Linked DNA regions of Homo sapiens: region 2 is linked to region 1. Evidence: chromatin loops called from intact Hi-C (ENCODE). Cell type or tissue: chondrocyte. All regions are shown on one strand. Links, peaks and the distances in the headings refer to the core of each region. The heading gives the core; the rest is flanking DNA.

Region 1 (8,326 bases), core at 207-8,206:
GGAGCTAGAAGCACCTTTCTCTCAGTTTTTACTGAGTGTATGCTGGTTAAAATTTGTATCTAGTGGGCAGAAGTTTTGAGCTGTGACCATGATAAGGGAGTGGCTCGTGGATTGGCCTGTAAAGTCCACACTACCTGTCCAGGGCTCCTGAGGGCTGTGGCACCCAGGTACATGGTGTGTGTGGTCCTAGCCCCCATTAGTACTGAAGTGGAGAGGAGGTTTTGGGGACATGGTGTGCCCCTCTCATGGGCCACAGCGAAGACAGGAGTTGTTCAGACAGGTCCTCTGAGGGAAGGTGCATGTTGTCCATGATGCCAAGGTCCCCGGAGGAAATGCTCCATGAGCCCTGAGGAGCTCTTTCTTGGATTTCTGTGTGGCTCAAAAGGAAGGAACTTTTTAGTTGCTTTTTTGGTCTTATTAGAGTAATTTTTTTTTCCTATTTACCTTCACGGATGTTAAATATCAGGTTTGTGGGGGAAAGTGCCGTGTCCTTTTCAAACAGAAACCTCCTGAGTTGATTTTGTCGGGGTCGCTTCTCAGCTTCGTCTGGCCCTTCAGAGGGGGGGGTGTACTTGCCTCACTGCACATTGAGGAGAGACGGGGGTTATGCATGCTTTGGGGCTGCAGTTCCTGGCTCCCGGAGGCTTCATCGGTGGTGCAGGGACTGTCCTTGGTGCTGCCTCCCAGCGCATGTGTGCTCTGACTGCTGTCTGGAAGCTGATGCTGCTGCTGCTGATGCTGATGCCCCGGCGAGAGGCACTGGCCCCCATCCCTGGGAGCAGGGGCAGACCCCAGGCAGAGGTGTGGCTGTGGCTGCGTGTTCACAGCTTGACTTCTGAGGTTTAAAGGACTGTTCAGATGAAAGCATCGAGGAAACAAAAATTTAAATGGCAGGATTATGAAGATGGATGTAACTAATGAAAATTGTCACATTATTTAATGCCTTCTCTGTCTCTACAATCTAAAAATGATCCTTTTAATATGAACAAACAATAAGAAAATCACAGCCGGGTGTGGTGGCTCATGCCTGTAATCCCAGCACTTTGGGAGGCCGAGGCGGGCGGATCACGAGGTCAGGAGATCGAGACCATCCTGGCTAACACGGTGAAACCCCGTCTCAACTAAAAATACAAAAAAATTAGCCAGGCGTGGTGGCGGGCACCTGTAGTCCCAGCTACTCGGGAGGCTGAGGCAGGAGAATGGCGTGAACCCGGGAGGCGGAGCTTGCAGTGAGCCGAGATCGCGCCACTGCACTCCAGCCTGGGCGACAGAGCGAGACTCCATCTAAAAAAAAAAAAAAAGAAAAAGAAAAAAAAAGAAAATCACTTATCTAAAGTTATGGATGACATTGAAAAGGACATACATTTAGAGTGGATCACTGGAATTTAATACAAGAAATACTGCAACAGGTGATGTACAGAAGTGGCATATTCATGTGTCCTGACCACATGGGGGAATCTGCCTGCAAACTCATATTCATCCATGCCTCAGAGTTTTGAATTATTTTTTATGGAGGCAGGGTCTTGCTCTGTCGTCCACGCTGGAACACAGTGGTGTGATCTCAGCTCACTGAAGCCTCAGCCTCCTGGGCTCAGGCAGTCCTCCCACCTCGGCCTCCTCAGCAGCTGGGTCTGCAGGTGTGTGCCTCTGTGCCTGGCTAATTTTTGCATATTTGTAGAGATGGGGTTTCGCTGTGCTGCCCAGGCTTGTCTTAAACTCCTGAGCTCAAGCTATCTGCCTGCCTTGGCCTCCCGAAGTGCTGAGATTACAGGCTTATGCCACCATGCCTGTCCTAAATGATGTGCCTTATAATTAACGTAGATCTCTGTGGCAGATGGGGCAATAGCACAGATATGTAAAATCTACAAGTAATCCTTAATTTGACTCTGCTCCCATTGAATACTTTTTTAGAGGTTGCTCACAGGAGCAGAAGATAGTAACTTTGAATTTCATTGTAGATGTTTTCTCTGCTTTTGCTGTAAGTGGGGGTGCTAATTAGGACGAAGTGGCTTTAGAACATGGCTTTAATTTGTACACTCAGTCTTGGGATTGTCAACCATCTAGGTTTGAGACGGTAGGATTTACAAGTAAATAAGAGAAGTCAGAATCCAGTAGCTCTCAGGCTATTAGTTTTTACCTCTACCTTATGGAAATGTATTTTGTATATGTTCTTGGTATCATTGGCTATGTGTTGGATGTAAAATAGATAGCTTTGTTCTTTACAAAGACAAATTTGGAAGTTACCACATAAACTTGGTACTTTTAAGCTTTTAAACTATAGGAATGACCCCTCCTAGATGGAAGGAATGCTTTGCTTTTCTGTTTGCCCTTTGTTTTTGTTTTTGAAGTCAGTGGGAAGGCAATACCCGTACGTTTTCTTTTTGAGACAGAGTTTCGTTCTTGTTGCCCAGGCTGGAGTGCAATGGCATGATCTTGGCTCACCGCAACCTCCGCCTCCTGGATTCAAGCGATTCTCCTGCCTCGGCCTCCCGAGTAGCTGGGATTACAGACACGTGGCACCACACCCGGCTAATTTTGTATTTTTAGTAGAGGCGGGGTTTCTCCATGTTGGTCAGGCTGGTCTGGAACTCCCAGCCTCAGGTGATCCACCAGCCTCTGCCTCCCTAAGTGTTAGGATTACAGGCATGAGCCACTGCGCCTGGCCTCGTTTCTTTCTAGATTTCAGCTTTCCTTGATTGGCAAACAGTAAGACAACTGCAGCAGCCACAGTTACTGTGGACATTCTTGGGAAAATTGTCATTGTCTTTCTGCTTCTGTCTCTTAAAATCATATGTGTTCTCAAGGCATTTAGTTGACTGTAACTGGCCTTTTAATTGGATAGAAGAAAGCTTGGTGATGGGGAAGTACAGAATGTCTTCAGGATGGCCCTCCTTGTATGAGAATTTCCTGGAAGGCTGTGGCCAGCAGAGCACTGCAGACCATGGCCGGGAGCCCTGTAGAATTTGCTGGAAATGCCCTTTTAGCTGGTTTTGTGCTGCGGGTTGCCTGAGACCCCTGTGTTCTCAAGCAGAATGTGCTCTATAGAGATTACTCGTAACCTGCCCTCAGCAGGTCCTGGGAAGTGTAGGGTGAGGGGGTGACCTGAGAAGAATTTAAGATCGTTGGAGTAGCAAGCCCCCATCTGTGGGGTCAGGCAGGTGGCGTGAAGGGAGGAGCTGGATGGAAGGGCATGGGTGCTGGGTCCTCTCAGGACAGCCCCTGCCCAGCTCTGAGCCAGCTTTACCTGATGGGATATAGACCTGGTGTGGCCACATCCTAAATGTGTCAAGAGCAGTGGGGAATCTGGGTTTTTGGTGATACCTTCAGACTTTTCGATGTTGACCGTTTAATTCAGAATTTTATAAGATACGTGCAAGCCAATCCAAACACCTGGGAGGAAGCTGGGACCTGGAGACTTAGGGTTGCTTTCATGGAAGCCTCCCTGGAGTTTAGGACATGGCCGGGCACGTGCCTCTCAGAACAGCGATTTTCCCAGCAAAGTTTTTCACAGCCTCATTCTCTCTTTTTTTTAATTGAGTCACTTTTAAGAATAAATTGCTATTATTTATTTGTTGGATGGCCTGTGTGGAGTGTCTTATGAAGGGAGATCCAGAGAACAGAACTAAGCCTCTTACTGTCTGTTTACTTTGATTCTGTCAGCAACTTCATGAGGTGAGTAGAGCCTGTGCTGCCTTAGTGTTGGGGAAATAATCCTCACAAGGTTCTCTCTGGCTGAAAAATACACTGGATTTTCTCTTTTAAATAAGAGTCTTTTCCTTCTGTTGCTTATTGCATGACACATCGTCCTGGAAAAGTGGGCATGTGGTGGTGATGCTTTGGAGAATCAGTACTTGGTTGTTCTCCGCTCCATAATCAAATTTGAGAGGCTTTTTTTTCCAGGTGAAGGGAAAATCTTTAAAAGTTATAATACATTTCACAAACTTTTGAAAATTATATTAGAGAAGAACTGATTAATAGTTATCTCCAGATAATTTCTGGAAAGGTAGTTGGGGAATGAATGCAAGTCATTTATGTAGCAAATAATTTGTTCTTTGTTTTCTGCATAAATGGGCTGCTTTGTTGTGGTCTTTTGGTGTGTCCCTCTGTGCTGCCCTAGTTTTAAAGTCTAGTGTGTAGTGTGGGTGCGTGGTATCAGGCGCTCTCAGCTCTCTTTTTCTGTGTGCATGCTCTTTGCAGACATCGGGCTGGGGAGTGACTCCGTGTGTGCCCGGCCCTCGTCTCACCGCATAAAGTCTTTTGACTCCCTTGGATCACAGTCTTTGCACACTCGGACTTCAAAACTGTTCCAGGGCCAGTATCGGAGTTTGGTAAGTTTGAGAGATTTTGTTACTTAAATATGTTTGGGAAGGATATGAGTGTGTATGGATATATCTGAGAAGATACGTATGCCTCCATTAATGGTGTTAAACAGGGCAAAGGTAGCTGGACTTCGCCTCCGTTGTGCCTGTAATCTGGTTTGGCATTTGCTCATTACCAGATGATCCAGATATTATGCTTAATGATTGCTTTTGAGAAACTCATTTGTTTTTAGGTTGTATTGCAAGACTCATGACTCGATATCTGGAGTGATGCTGCTTTAAAAAAACACACCCCTTGTCATTTGCATGGCATTATCAGCTATGCACATGTACAGAAATATTGAGAATAAGAAATATGTATGGAAAAGTACTCAGCTCCGTAAAGAAGAGATGGTTAAAACTAAAGAATCTGGCCTTTCTTCTCTTCATGAAAGCATGGCTTAGTGTGCTTTACTAAGTCAGGATTTAGTTTACAGGGGAGGGAATCCCTTAGAATGACTGATTGGGACGCAGAGAAAGAAACTTAGATGATCGAACAGTTGTCGTGGAGAGTGAAAAAATACTCGTTTAAAAATGCTCAGGATACAGGCTGTGAGTAAAGCCCATGGAATGTAATAGTGAAGTTGAAAATGAGAAACTCAAGCAGGGTTAAACAGGGCTGCCTGTAGAGTGTTGGGGCAGAGCCAGGGCTGCCACTCTGCAGTCCTGCACCCTTCTCTGAGCTGCAGCTGGCGGGCAGTGACTTCGATTGGCTGCTGGGGATACCACTGCTTTCTCGCGACAGTACATACTTTGTTAGAAACATAGTGATCTTGTAACGTGAGTCTAGAGAGAACCCTATTCTAGAGTCATGAAGGGTCCATGGATTTTCCTCTGCCTTAACATGGGGGAGTATTGCTAAGTAAGCTGATGGTGGTCCTCAAGAAATAAAAGTTAATTTAGATAGAGTCGTGATTTGTAGAGGGAAATAAATTACAGTGGTTTATGAAGCATGTGTGAAAAATGGAAAGATATGCGAGGAATGTGATTTTTATGTTTCTGAACTTTTTGAACTCAAGCTCGCTATCATTGCTGTGTCTCCTCTTAGAGGATCCCCGAGGGGTCTGACTGCTTCAGGCGTGGTGGGCGGTGGGCTGCATGGCCTGAGTGCTGCAGTCCTCACAGCAGCCCCGAGAGGCCTGGCTGTTGCTGTTTCCTGCTTTGCAGGAGCCTGTTCTGGAAGAATTCTGTGGACTACCATTGGGAGCATTAGGATTCCAAGTTAAAGAGGACTAAACAAACCACTTTAAACACACTTGAAATGAGCTCTGTAAAACACATGAGGAAAACATAAGAGAAATCAGCTCGCCTTGGGTAAAGCTGTGATTTGCTGTCTCACCCGTTCACTGGTGGCAATTTTCATCTGATTTTTTTTTCTTTTTGAGTAGAGGACTAGATTACAAATGTATAATTTTAAGTAAAATAAAGTTAAATGTAATGTTTGTTGGTAATGTTACTGAGATCATAGTAAGTATTGGATTAATTTTTCATTAGCTGCTGAAATTTCGTTATACTAGAAATAGACTTGCGCTCTCTGACCTGTGTGAAGTCTTTTTGGGCTGATGTTTTGATTGGGTGCTAGAGAGCTGCTTTCTCTTTGATGGAATGTGCAAGACCTCTCTCAGCCATGCTAGGTAAGAATGAATGTTTCTTTACCCTTAGGTTTTTCTGTGTAGTTTATCGATAGCACTTTGTAGTAGTTTTCTTGGATTAAAAATTAAGAACTTATCTTGAAACAAGAATGGCCTAACATTCCTTTGAAGCTGGGCAGTGGATGCATGGAGGGCCACCTGTCACTCTCTCCTTTTGTGTGCATTTGAACATTTCCATGATAAAAAGTTAAGCTAAAAGGCAACTTGCAGTTTCTTGAATGTCAGTTTTGAGATCATATTAAACCTAAGCTTTGAGATTGCGTAAGACGCTTCCATCCCCCAGGCGAGGATCTGTGTTCTGAGGGGCTGGTGTTGTTTATGCCCCTTTGCTCTTGTGTTGCTCCTTCATTACCTGCCTCCCTTTCAGTGTAAGAATGTGTCCTCCAGCCACCACTGCAGTTGCTGGTTGTTTTTATAAGCTTGTTTTTCATCTGTGAAACCGTCAGCCCCCTGCCTCGGGACAGATTTCCTGTCTTGGGATATAGGCAGGCTTGAACAGTTTGATGTTGCGTTTACTGCTTTGCACTGCAGTGGAGGTTTTCACTTGTCTGCGGTGCCCCTCCACCATTCCAAGGAAAGAACAGTCAGGGGAGAGTTCTTACCCACTTCCAGAGGCTGAACTAAATCGAGCTCTTTATCCAGTTCGGCTCTGTGATGGGCCTCGGTGGTGAAGAATGTGGTAGGCGCCAGTTGTAGATTTAGGTATGGTTTTTCTCATAGATAAGGCATGAGTTCATACTTCACTCTTTGTTCGACACCGCTGGAATTCCTGGTGACTGCTGTGCTTTTAGTCTTCAACTGCTGGCTGCTGATTGGTACAGCCTTGAGTGCTGAATGCTGTTCTCAGAGTTTGGGGATGGCGTTTGTGAGGTGATTGTCCCCATCATCCTTCATTTCTGGGAGAGGTGACTTGATTTCTTAAAGTGCTGCTTCTGCTTCTGGAAACCAGGGACCTGTACGTCTGGCACAGTCCTGATGCTGGCAGCTAACCTTGGCTTTGGACCAGTCACCGAGTGTATTTCCAAGACATGCAAGAAATTATATCCAAATGTATTGTACACATTGTTAAATATTTTCATATACCATATTTTGTCAATTCAAAGACTTCTCTTTTTAAGTCATTTTAACACATCTGGAAGTACGTGTATCTTACAGTTGATGGTATGCCATAATGTAATTGACAGTATTTGGTGGAATATAAAGGCATTGTCTAATTTTTGGCATCTTATATTGGTTGACATGAGGAAACTGAAGCTTAGAGAAGATATTTACCCAAGATCACAGCACTCAGAAATAGTAAAGTTGGAGTAAAAATTGTGTCTCCGTCCTTTGGCAAGCATTTCTCCTTCTGTAAAGGAAATTATAGGTGCTCTTAGAGAGCGGAGGAGAGGGTATTGTTGGTGTGAAGCAGCACTCCAGAGTGTCCTGGTTTTGGATTGTTAGGGTAATTTCAGAACATGGGATACAATAAAGTAATCAGGTGATTAATATCCAAGATACTGATGGGTGGTGCTTTGGCTCCAGGCATCAGAAAGAGGCCGTTAAGGAGCATGGTGGGCATAGATGACTGTGCCCGGCCAGGTCGTGTGTGCCTGGATGGGGTCTCTTCTCCCTTTGGGTTAGGGCAGTGGGGGAACTGTCTTCACTCCCCTCCAGTTACTAAATTTTATTGACACGTAACGTACATAGAAAACCAGTTCATGTATTGTGTGCATACAGCGTGATGTATTGCATGATGAAGTTTTATACATGGAACATTCCCGTGTAAGCACCCAGATGAGGAGGCAGAGCATGACCAGCCTCCAACTCCTCGATGGAGCTTGCGTTCCCCAAGGTATCTGCTGTCCTGATGTCTGATGGTGAAGATGAGTTTTATCCATTTTTGTATTTTTTTTAGCAATGGGATTCTGTGGCATATCCTTTTGTTGTTGTTGTTGTAACGACTGGCTTGTTTTTCTCAACTGAATGATTTAGATTCCCTTAGAGTGTCATGTTGAGTCCAGACAGGTAACAAGCTACAGTTTCAGGAGAGCTTTTTAAAAAAGGGAAAAAAACCCCACAATGATAAAATAGTGATGAAATCCATCTCTTCCAGCTTCCTGTAACACTACTGACAGTGAACGGACCCCTCACTCAGCTGCCGTGATTTTAGGCTGAACGTGGTAGTATAGAGTGTGTAGTTGGAATATAGCCTTTTCTAGGACACCCTTTTCCAGCCAGTCCCATGCATCTTGCGCTCTGATGGAGCACTTCTTGGCATGTTCTAAGTAACCTGTCTTGAGAGTAATAGGCAGAAAGAACATTACAGAGCCCACA
Region 2 (8,326 bases), core at 238-8,237, 91 kb before region 1:
GTGTGCGTGTCATCAGTTGTTCGAGGAAGCTCGCGCATGACGCGACACTTGCCGTCTGGGCTCTCCAGGTTCGGCCTGCTGCTTTCACAGCCCAGATCTTCGGCGTCCCCGAGACGCAGCCAGGCGCCCGGCCCGGCCCGGCCCGGCCCTCTGCACAGCCCCACTTCAGGCCACGCCGTTTCCTTGACCTTCCCCCGGCAGGGTCTGAAGCGTCACCGTCCGTCTAGAGCAGAGTCGCGCAGGCCCCTGCCCTGCCGGTGAGGTCGGCGCCGCGCTCCGGAGAGTCGGTTCCTCCCGATTCAGACCCATATGGCTTCAGATGGAACCATCATTTCTGTTCCGTCATGACCGGCTTGCAAGGTAGCAAAGCGAAACAAACGTCTCGTTTTCAGCCTGTCCCCGCCACCTTGAAATAAAACCGGCAAAAATAAAAAGAGCATTCTGGGAAGTACTTCATCATTTCAACGCTCACGAATTCAAAACATAAACAAAGGCTTCCGAGTGCCCCGGCCAGGGGCGCGGGGCGCACGGCGGGCCCGGGGCAGGTAAGCGCAGGTGCGCGCCCGCCCCCACCCCCGGCTCCCTCCCCATCCGCTCCCCGCTCCCCTTCCCCTTTCCCTTCCCCGCCCGCTCCCAGCCGCCGCCGCCGCCCCGCGCACGGCCTGGAGCGGAGGCTGCGCAGGGCGCGGGGCGGCGCGGGCCGGGCGCGGGCCGGGCGGACGGCCGCGTCTTTCTTCTCCTGGCGGTGATGTCATTGGGCGACGGCGGCCGAGGCCGGGGGGCGGCGGCGGGCGCCCGCAGGTTCCCGAGCCGCTCCTGAGAAGGCGCCTGACAGCGGGCCGGGGCGCACGGAGAAGCGGGCCGGGCCGGACCTGCTGGGCCGCGCCGAGCCAATCGCCGGCGCCGGCCGCTCGATGGGCGAGGCGGCGGCGGCGGCGGCGGGGGCCGCGGGCCGGGCCGCCGCTCCGAGGTGAAGGCGCGCGCCCCTCCCCGCCTGCCTCCCGGGCCGCAGCGATGAATTCCGCCGAGCAAACCGTTACGTGGCTCATCACTCTGGGGGTGCTGGAGTCGCCCAAAAAAACCATCTCGGACCCGGAGGGCTTTCTGCAGGCGTCGCTGAAGGATGGGGTGGTCCTCTGCAGGCTGCTGGAGCGCCTGCTCCCCGGGACCATCGAGAAAGTAAGTCCCGGCCCGCGCCCCCGCCCGCGCCCCCCGGTCCGGCCCGCTGCGGCCCGGGATGCGCGCGGAGCACCTGAGGCCGGCCGCGCTCGGGAAACCCGTGCGCCCTCCTTTGTGCGCGGAGCGGCGGCGCGGCCGGCGCCAGGACCGTGGCGGGAGCTCGGGGGGCGCCATTGTGTGCGGGGCAGGGGGAGGGGGCCGGGGAGCGGGGTCGGGGGGAGGGGCGGCGCGGGCGGCGGGGGTCCCCGGGAAGGAGAGTGCACCGCAGCGAGGAGACGGGGCTTCTGCGCCGCCCGAACGCTAAGTTGCCCCTCCGCGTGGGGGGCCGGCCCCGCTCCCTGGCAGCAGCCGCATCGGAAACCGCGTTCCGACGCGGTGCGGCTCACTCCGCTGGCTTTGTGTGGACAGTTCTTGCCGGTGGCGTTGCGTGAGTTTCGCCTCCCAGGTTAATTGACCGGTTGCTCTGTATTTTTAAAGAGGCACGCATCTGTAGCTGAGGGCTGCGCTGTGAAACGATCTACTACTTTCCCCTCGAGAAAATTCCCCACCTATCCGAGCCGAGAGGACGGCAGACACAGGGTCTAAGTCCTGGCACTCTTCAAGGCTTGTTAAAATTCTAGATTTCGTTCTCAGGTCCCTCCCTCGTTCTGAACAGAACCTTTAGTCCTGCAGGCACTGCTTCTCCCTTCCGGCTGGTGGTTCCCAGGCTGGAGCGTGTGAACCCTGACCCGAATCTCTGGAAGTGATTAAAGTTTGTTTTCATCGCCCACAAGCCGGCCAGCAGGGCCGAGGAGGCAGGAGAGTTTCTAAAAACGATGTCTCCCTGTAGCTCAAAATACTAAAATCTTATTCCCAGGGTGTTTCTTCGGGGGGTGGGGTGGGGGTGGGGGTGGCCAATATATAGCGTTAAGATCAACAGTTATTTAAAAGGTGTTAAATATAGAAATTGAAGTGTACCATAATTAGGAAGAAGGATTTCAGTTTTTAAGTGGGGTGTATTGGCCCCCATACAGGATGACAACAACTTGTAAATAAAATGCCACGTAAGTGACTTGAAAAAGTAAAATGTTTAATTTTTTTCATTCACATGTACATATTCTCTTGCTACATTTTAAATGAGGTCAGAAAACATTTTATTTAATATGAATTTGGCTTGCATTCCACTTTTAGCTATTTTTCTTACTTGGAACATCTTTATGAAAACAGAATCTGCATATTAGAGTGAATGGCTGCCTGCCTGTCCATGAAATAAAAATGTTCCTTAAAAATGAACCTGATGTCACAGTGAAATTATGATTTAAGACAGGAGGACTGAGGAGCAGGAGCTGACTTTCAAGGCATTCAAAATACTTTGCTGTTTGGATACTGGTACCTCTGGTAATGAAAGACAGATGTTGAAAAGTGTTGAAATGCATGCAAAGTTCACCAAAATAGGCTTAAATAAAATTCTGTTCCATCCCTAAGAGCAAAGCTTTAAGAAGTGTCATATGCTGTATTGATAAAAACATGTCGCCATCAAAGAATATGTTGTTTGGCATATTAACTGTATTAATATTGATTGGCCGACTTCAATAATCATTTTCTTTTAAATTATAGAAAGATTTTCCTAGAAAACCGTAGCGTTCATTTCATCTCTAAAACAACAAAGAGAAGAACGAATAAAATGTTGAGCTTGCAGAAGCCAAGTTGAAACAACTCAACATATTCTAAAACTACAGTCATCTGGAAATTTCTTAGGTCAGAGCTGTTTTTGATTCCCCCTGAGCTCCAGTTGGTTTGTGTTAAACTGACTCTGTCACAATGAAAGTTTAATGTGAAGGCAGCGTATTGTAGACACAGTTACTGGTTCTCTGGAGTTCAAAGGTAGGTTTTTGGAGTAAAATATTAGCCGTTTTCTGCCTCTGAGATCCCTGTGTTTCAGAAGTTTTGTGAGCTTTTTCCATTTGCTAGGCAGAGTTATCTGGGTTTCTTTCTTTCTTTTCTTTTTCTCTTTCTTTCTTTCTCTCTCTCTCTCTGTCTCTCTCTCTCTTTCTTTCTCCTTCCTTCCTTCCTTCGAGATGGGTTCTTGCTATGTTGGCCAGGCTGGTCTTGAACTCCGGGCCTCAAGGGATTGTCCCATCTAGGCCTCCCAAAGTGCTGGGATTACAGGCGTGAGCCACCACGCCCAGCCAGTTATCTGGGTTTTTGGTGTTTTCATGCTTACCAGATAATCTATGCCACAAAGCACACATGCTGAATAACTTTTACTTAAATGTGGGAATGTGAGTCTGAGGATGTTTTTTCCTTAAAAAGAAGCATTTGGAAACTTAACTGAATGTTCATGTGGACATGACAGGGGCTTCGCTTGACCTCTGCTGCAGGAGTGCCCTGACAGCCAGTGAGCGGAGGGCAAGTGGCCTGCAGCCTTCGCCTCTGCAGGCTCACAACCTGGCATGGGCCATGAGGCTGGGGATGAGGGCAGAACTAAAACGTGGCTGGGTGCCTCGGGCTTCCCATATGTCTTTTATTAAGAAACCATGCCCTAATGTGTTTCTTCCATTACGCTCATTTGTTCTGTTTCAGAGTTAGGAAGAGGGTGGAGGGAGCAGAGAGGACGTTCACGGCGTGTCAGATTCTTCTGCTCATTTAAAGGAAACTTTCCACCCAGGTTCCCGCTTTGCTTTTAAGGTGGAAGGTTAGACAGTGAGAAGATGGAATTATAAACTTTACATGAACAGTTCAGAAAAGAGACACTTTTCATTATACTGGACAGATGTTTTCTGCTGTAGGGGAGAGGAAAATGGGATTAAAAAGTTTTCGCCTTCTCTGTATCTGGAGATCCTGCACTTTGGTTTTCTCCAGGAGGGGTCAGGATGTTTGGCTGGGCTGCCCATGTCTTCGGCTTCCCACACTCCTCCCGTGAGCAGAGGTCATGACGTCTAGGGAGCCCTGGAAGCCCTTTTCTCACAAATTCACTTTAAACATCCCTAGGGTATTTAGTCAAAGGAGGTGAAATCAAGATACATGAATTGTAGAGGATGGAAAATTTCTATAAGACTAATACAACACATTAAAATCATGGAAATCATGAAATGCTCTTTTAATTTCACTTGTGAATGCAACAAATGAAGTCTCTTAACTCACTATAAAAAACTCAAGGAACTTGGTTCTTTCTCTGTGTGTCCCAGGAGAACAGAACACAGAGAACCTTCCTGTGTAATCCATGTGATGTGCTCCCGAGAACCCTGGCTAGGTGTTTGTGGAATGTAATTGAAAATCAGACGCTGCCTCGGGTCTTAGTGCTGGATGTGGAGGCATTTGTCTCTCAGCTCTGGAGGCCCAAAGTCTGGGATTAAGGTACCTGCAGGGCCTCGTGCCCTCAGAAGGCTCCAAGGAGGGGTCTGTCCCAGGCCACTCTCAGGCTTCTGGTAGTTCCTGGCTTGTGGCAACACAAGTCCAATCTTCACATGATGTCCGTGCTGTGGTTTCTTCTCTGTGTCCAAATTCCTCCTTTTTAGCAGGACATCAGTGGAATTGCATTAGGGGCACCCTACCCCAGTATGGCCTCATCTTAACCGATTACATCTGCATTAACTTCATTTCTGAATAAGGCCCCATCCTGAGATACTGGGGGTTAGGACTTCAAAATACGAATGCTGGAGGAGCACAGTTCAGCTCATGACAGGTTGTTTCTACATTTGAACCAGATCAGTTTATTAGCTATTGATCTGATTGCACAATGCCAGGTGCTAGGGGAGATTGCAAAACCTAAATAATAGAGTCTTGGGGGTTCCAGTACAGAAAATGTAACTCGAAAGACAAGAACAGCATGAGGCAGAAGGAAGTCAAGAGTCGTAATGTCAGATATGGATGAGAAGGAGCAAAAGAATCAAGGAGCTAAAAAGACCAGCATTTGAGCAGGTCAGACCCAAGACTTTGCTGACGTGTGGGTAAGAATATGGTTTGCATTTCCCAAACTGTAACCTGGCAGCCCTAGGTGATTTTCCACAGGCTTGCAGAAAATCAGCAAATCTGATGTTGCATAGGAAAAAAGGAAATACTTTTTTCTAGGTAAACTGGAGACTCACTTTCTGCTCAGTGTCAGGATTCTGGGGTTGGTTAGGGGCTGGGGTGAGGAGAAGCAGAAGTGCTCACCTGCTAGAAATGTGCCTTTTCTTAGGTCCTTTGGCCCTAAAAAGAACGTGATGAGTGATCACATGTGGTGGTAGGGTAAGGTTCTCACTCAGGCCCGTGACCTGTAGCCGTCATAAAGACTTGTTGATTGGCTAAGTCACTTATAGAGAAGTTATAATATGGTATCTCCAGACTGTGTTTTTAAGGAGACTTCTTTAAACCCTGCAAACTGAATAACTGGTTATATCAAGTTGCTTCTAACTAAACTACCCTGAATATGGTTCCAGAATAGTGAATTTTGCAATAATAAACATTTCCTTTTGAAGCATGTGACTTTATAGTCCTGTCTCAACCCTGAACCAGTGTGATTCTTGTTTGGGTTTCAGGCCTAGGGAAGAAGGTAGCTGGAACTGCATTTGCTGGCTCACTAAAAAGAAAGCAAACAAACTGAAATTCAATTTAAATCAGGAGTGCCTGAAGAGATTTCCTGAGAACCAGACTAGAAACTAGTGTTTATGTTGGCATCACACAGACACAGGAGAGCACACACACAAGCATACACACACGCATACATGCACACTTGCACATGCATGTGCACACACGAACTTATGCACACACGCATGCATGCCTGCACAAACATGCACATACGTAAACACATGCATGTAAATACACACACACACAGACACATGCGTGTACATAGACACGCACACACGCACACACAGACACGTCTGACGGGGGTTGAGGGAGTGGGGGAAGGAGTGCTGGCACATGTGGCATTCCATTTTCTCAGGGGCAGCTGCTCTGTGAACTCTCCAAGCCCAGTCCAAAGGATGCCATCTCAGGACCCGGCCCTCATTCTATTAATAGAAGTCACTCCAGAATCTGCCTGCTCGCCTCCTTTCTTTAGGCACTGCCTGCCTTTCTATACATCTTAAAAGAGAATAAGATGTCTGCCCAGCATGGCAGGCAGCATGCTCCTCTCGTTTGCAGGCGCTGTCCCTCGCAATACCCATACTGCAGATGAGGACCCTGAGGTCTGGCAGTTAGCTTTGCCCCAGGTCATCTGGCTGCACTCGGAGGCGGAAGATTCCAGCTCAAGACTGTGAGCTTTCTCATGGAAAACAAGACTGATTCTGCCACCTATACTGAACTTAGGGGAAGATTCGCAACCACTGCCTTCAGAAATTTACAAACCAGATCAGGAAAGGAGACGGAGGCAGCAGTGTAACTGAGCACCCAGGGGGGACAAAAGTGAGGACTGGAGGGGCTGGCTCAGGTCACCGGCCACAGGGGCAGAGTGGGAGCCCTCAGGAGTGCCTGGAGCCACTGCAGGTGTCTCACTTCTCGGGACATCTGGAAGCAGCTCTGCCCTTCAGTAGACAGACCCCAAAGGCACCCAGGGTAGGGCCCCTTGCCCTGGGGGAACCTGCAGAAGCTCCTGCAGAAGTCTGTGTCTGGGCCTTTCTCCCCGGCCGCAGAACGTGTGTTCCGTGTTCCTGTACCATCCAATAACTCACTGTAGTTTCTGGGCTTCCCTACTCTGTAGGGCTTACCAGATTTCCACTTAGTCCAAGATTTCAAACTGTGTGCATCTACACCACACACACTTTTAAAATTCAAGTACTATGTACACACGAACATCTCTCTCCCTTTAGAGGCCACTGATCACTCTAAAATGTAAAGAGTGGAGGCGATGGGGGCTGTGAGGTGAGTGGGGGCAGAGCCGTTTGTTCTTGTGTAGGGTGGATTTTAGCCGTTTGGATTGGAGTCTTGTGTAGGCTTGACGCCCACGCGTCTCTCACTGCACGAGGGAGGTGGCAGAGGCACATCATCCCTTTGGGCACGCAACTCTACCACGTGCATCGCTGGGAGATGGGAGGACTGGCATCCCCCGAACCCACGGGTCCCTGCCTGGAGACACTGGGAGACCCGGTCCTCTGCGTGCTTCAGAGTCAGGCACACCTGGCTTTGTTCCCGCAGCCATTTGCTCTGTGACTTCCGGCACCTGTCTAACCTCTCGGAGTCCTAGTTTCTTCCTCCTAAAAATGAGATGAATGATATCCACTGGTGGGGGCAGTGAGGTCATTACCAGGGTAAATGAGTAGATGTGCTGGGCACAAAGTCATTCCTCAGTACGCAGTAGTTACTGTTTTGTTGATTGACACTGAAAACCTTCCCCATCGTGTCCAGAAGACTGTAAGCCAAGATTTGAACCTCAGAGCCATCCAAATCCAGGAACACGGGTTAATTCTCACAACAGGGCAGACTCTTGCAACTTTCGGGGGCTGGCAGCCTCTGCATCCCACTCTGGACAGACCACCATTGTCTGGGTTGGTGGGCCTGCTGAACGTGGCTTCCAGGGCCCTCTGGTCAGCGCCAGATCTGGGCGCAGCTGCTGAGTGCACACAGCTGCTGGTTGGGGAGCGGGAGGGCTGAGCGGGTGGACTCAGGTTTCGCTTATATAAAGTTTCATGCATCAGCAGGGCCGGGAGTCAGAGATGGGAAGTGAGGGCCAGCCTGCCCCACCTGGTGTCTGCAGAGAGAGGGCTTTGGGGCCGCCCCGGTCCGACTGCTTCCCGGGTACAGCTTCTGACTTCTCCCTCCTTTATCAGTTCTGTCAAGTTAGGGTAGGAGAATTAATCTCTTGATGTTTTTATATTTCTAACTTTAGCTTTGAATTTTTAAGGTTTGATGCACCAGGCTGGCAGTTCTCAACTCTGTTTTTGCAGGATGGTGTCATGTCTGCTGGGGTCTCAAGGCGAGGCGGTGAGGGGAACTGAAATGGAATGTGTGCACAGTGTATTTCAAACACATGTATGTGAATTCATTTAATCATCCCTTTTACCAGGTTCCTATTGTGTGCGTGCTAGTGACCCAATCACACGCATGGAAGCGCACGCATGGATGCCAGCCATACCACCTCTTCAGGCAGGTCAGAAGAGAAATGCTAGGATCTTGGGTATAAAGTATTTGTGAGTTCTCAGGATGAAGGAATGTAGAGTCATCCAGCCCAGACGCCTCCTTTTGCAGATGG

The links. Hi-C counts contacts between places; a loop is a spot of excess contacts. Peaks named below come from ENCODE experiments on the same cell type or tissue, not always from the same donor. Only the 100,000 strongest peaks of a DNase experiment are listed, where the experiment ranks them.
Region 2: a loop joins it to region 1, with 3 times the contacts of the local background. A loop is called at or near these places in 13 of 110 quality-filtered maps.

The regions. Positions count from the first base shown.
Region 1 is chr13:111,205,675-111,214,000 of GRCh38, forward strand. It overlaps ARHGEF7 (Rho guanine nucleotide exchange factor 7), which reads left to right. Exons shown (of 22, transcript NM_001354046.2): 4 at 4,198-4,328. Among named protein-coding and RNA genes, the nearest start is that of ARHGEF7-AS1, 61 kb to the left of the region's middle. RefSeq lists enhancers at 190-691, 692-1,191, 6,014-6,541, 8,195-8,326. In chondrocyte, for the core only: no CTCF peak of the experiment used is centred there; DNase peaks (open chromatin) are centred at 733 and 5,038.
Region 2 is chr13:111,114,513-111,122,838 of GRCh38, forward strand. It overlaps ARHGEF7 (Rho guanine nucleotide exchange factor 7), which reads left to right and starts at 798. Exons shown (of 22, transcript NM_001354046.2): 1 at 798-1,179. The coding sequence starts at 1,015. ARHGEF7-AS2 (ARHGEF7 antisense RNA 2) reads right to left here and starts at 1,166. Exons shown (of 2, transcript NR_046667.1): 1 at 1,035-1,166; 2 at 1-406. RefSeq lists silencers at 671-760, 5,991-6,129. In chondrocyte, for the core only: CTCF peaks have their summits at 1,974 and 4,007 (motif pointing right); no DNase peak of the experiment used is centred there.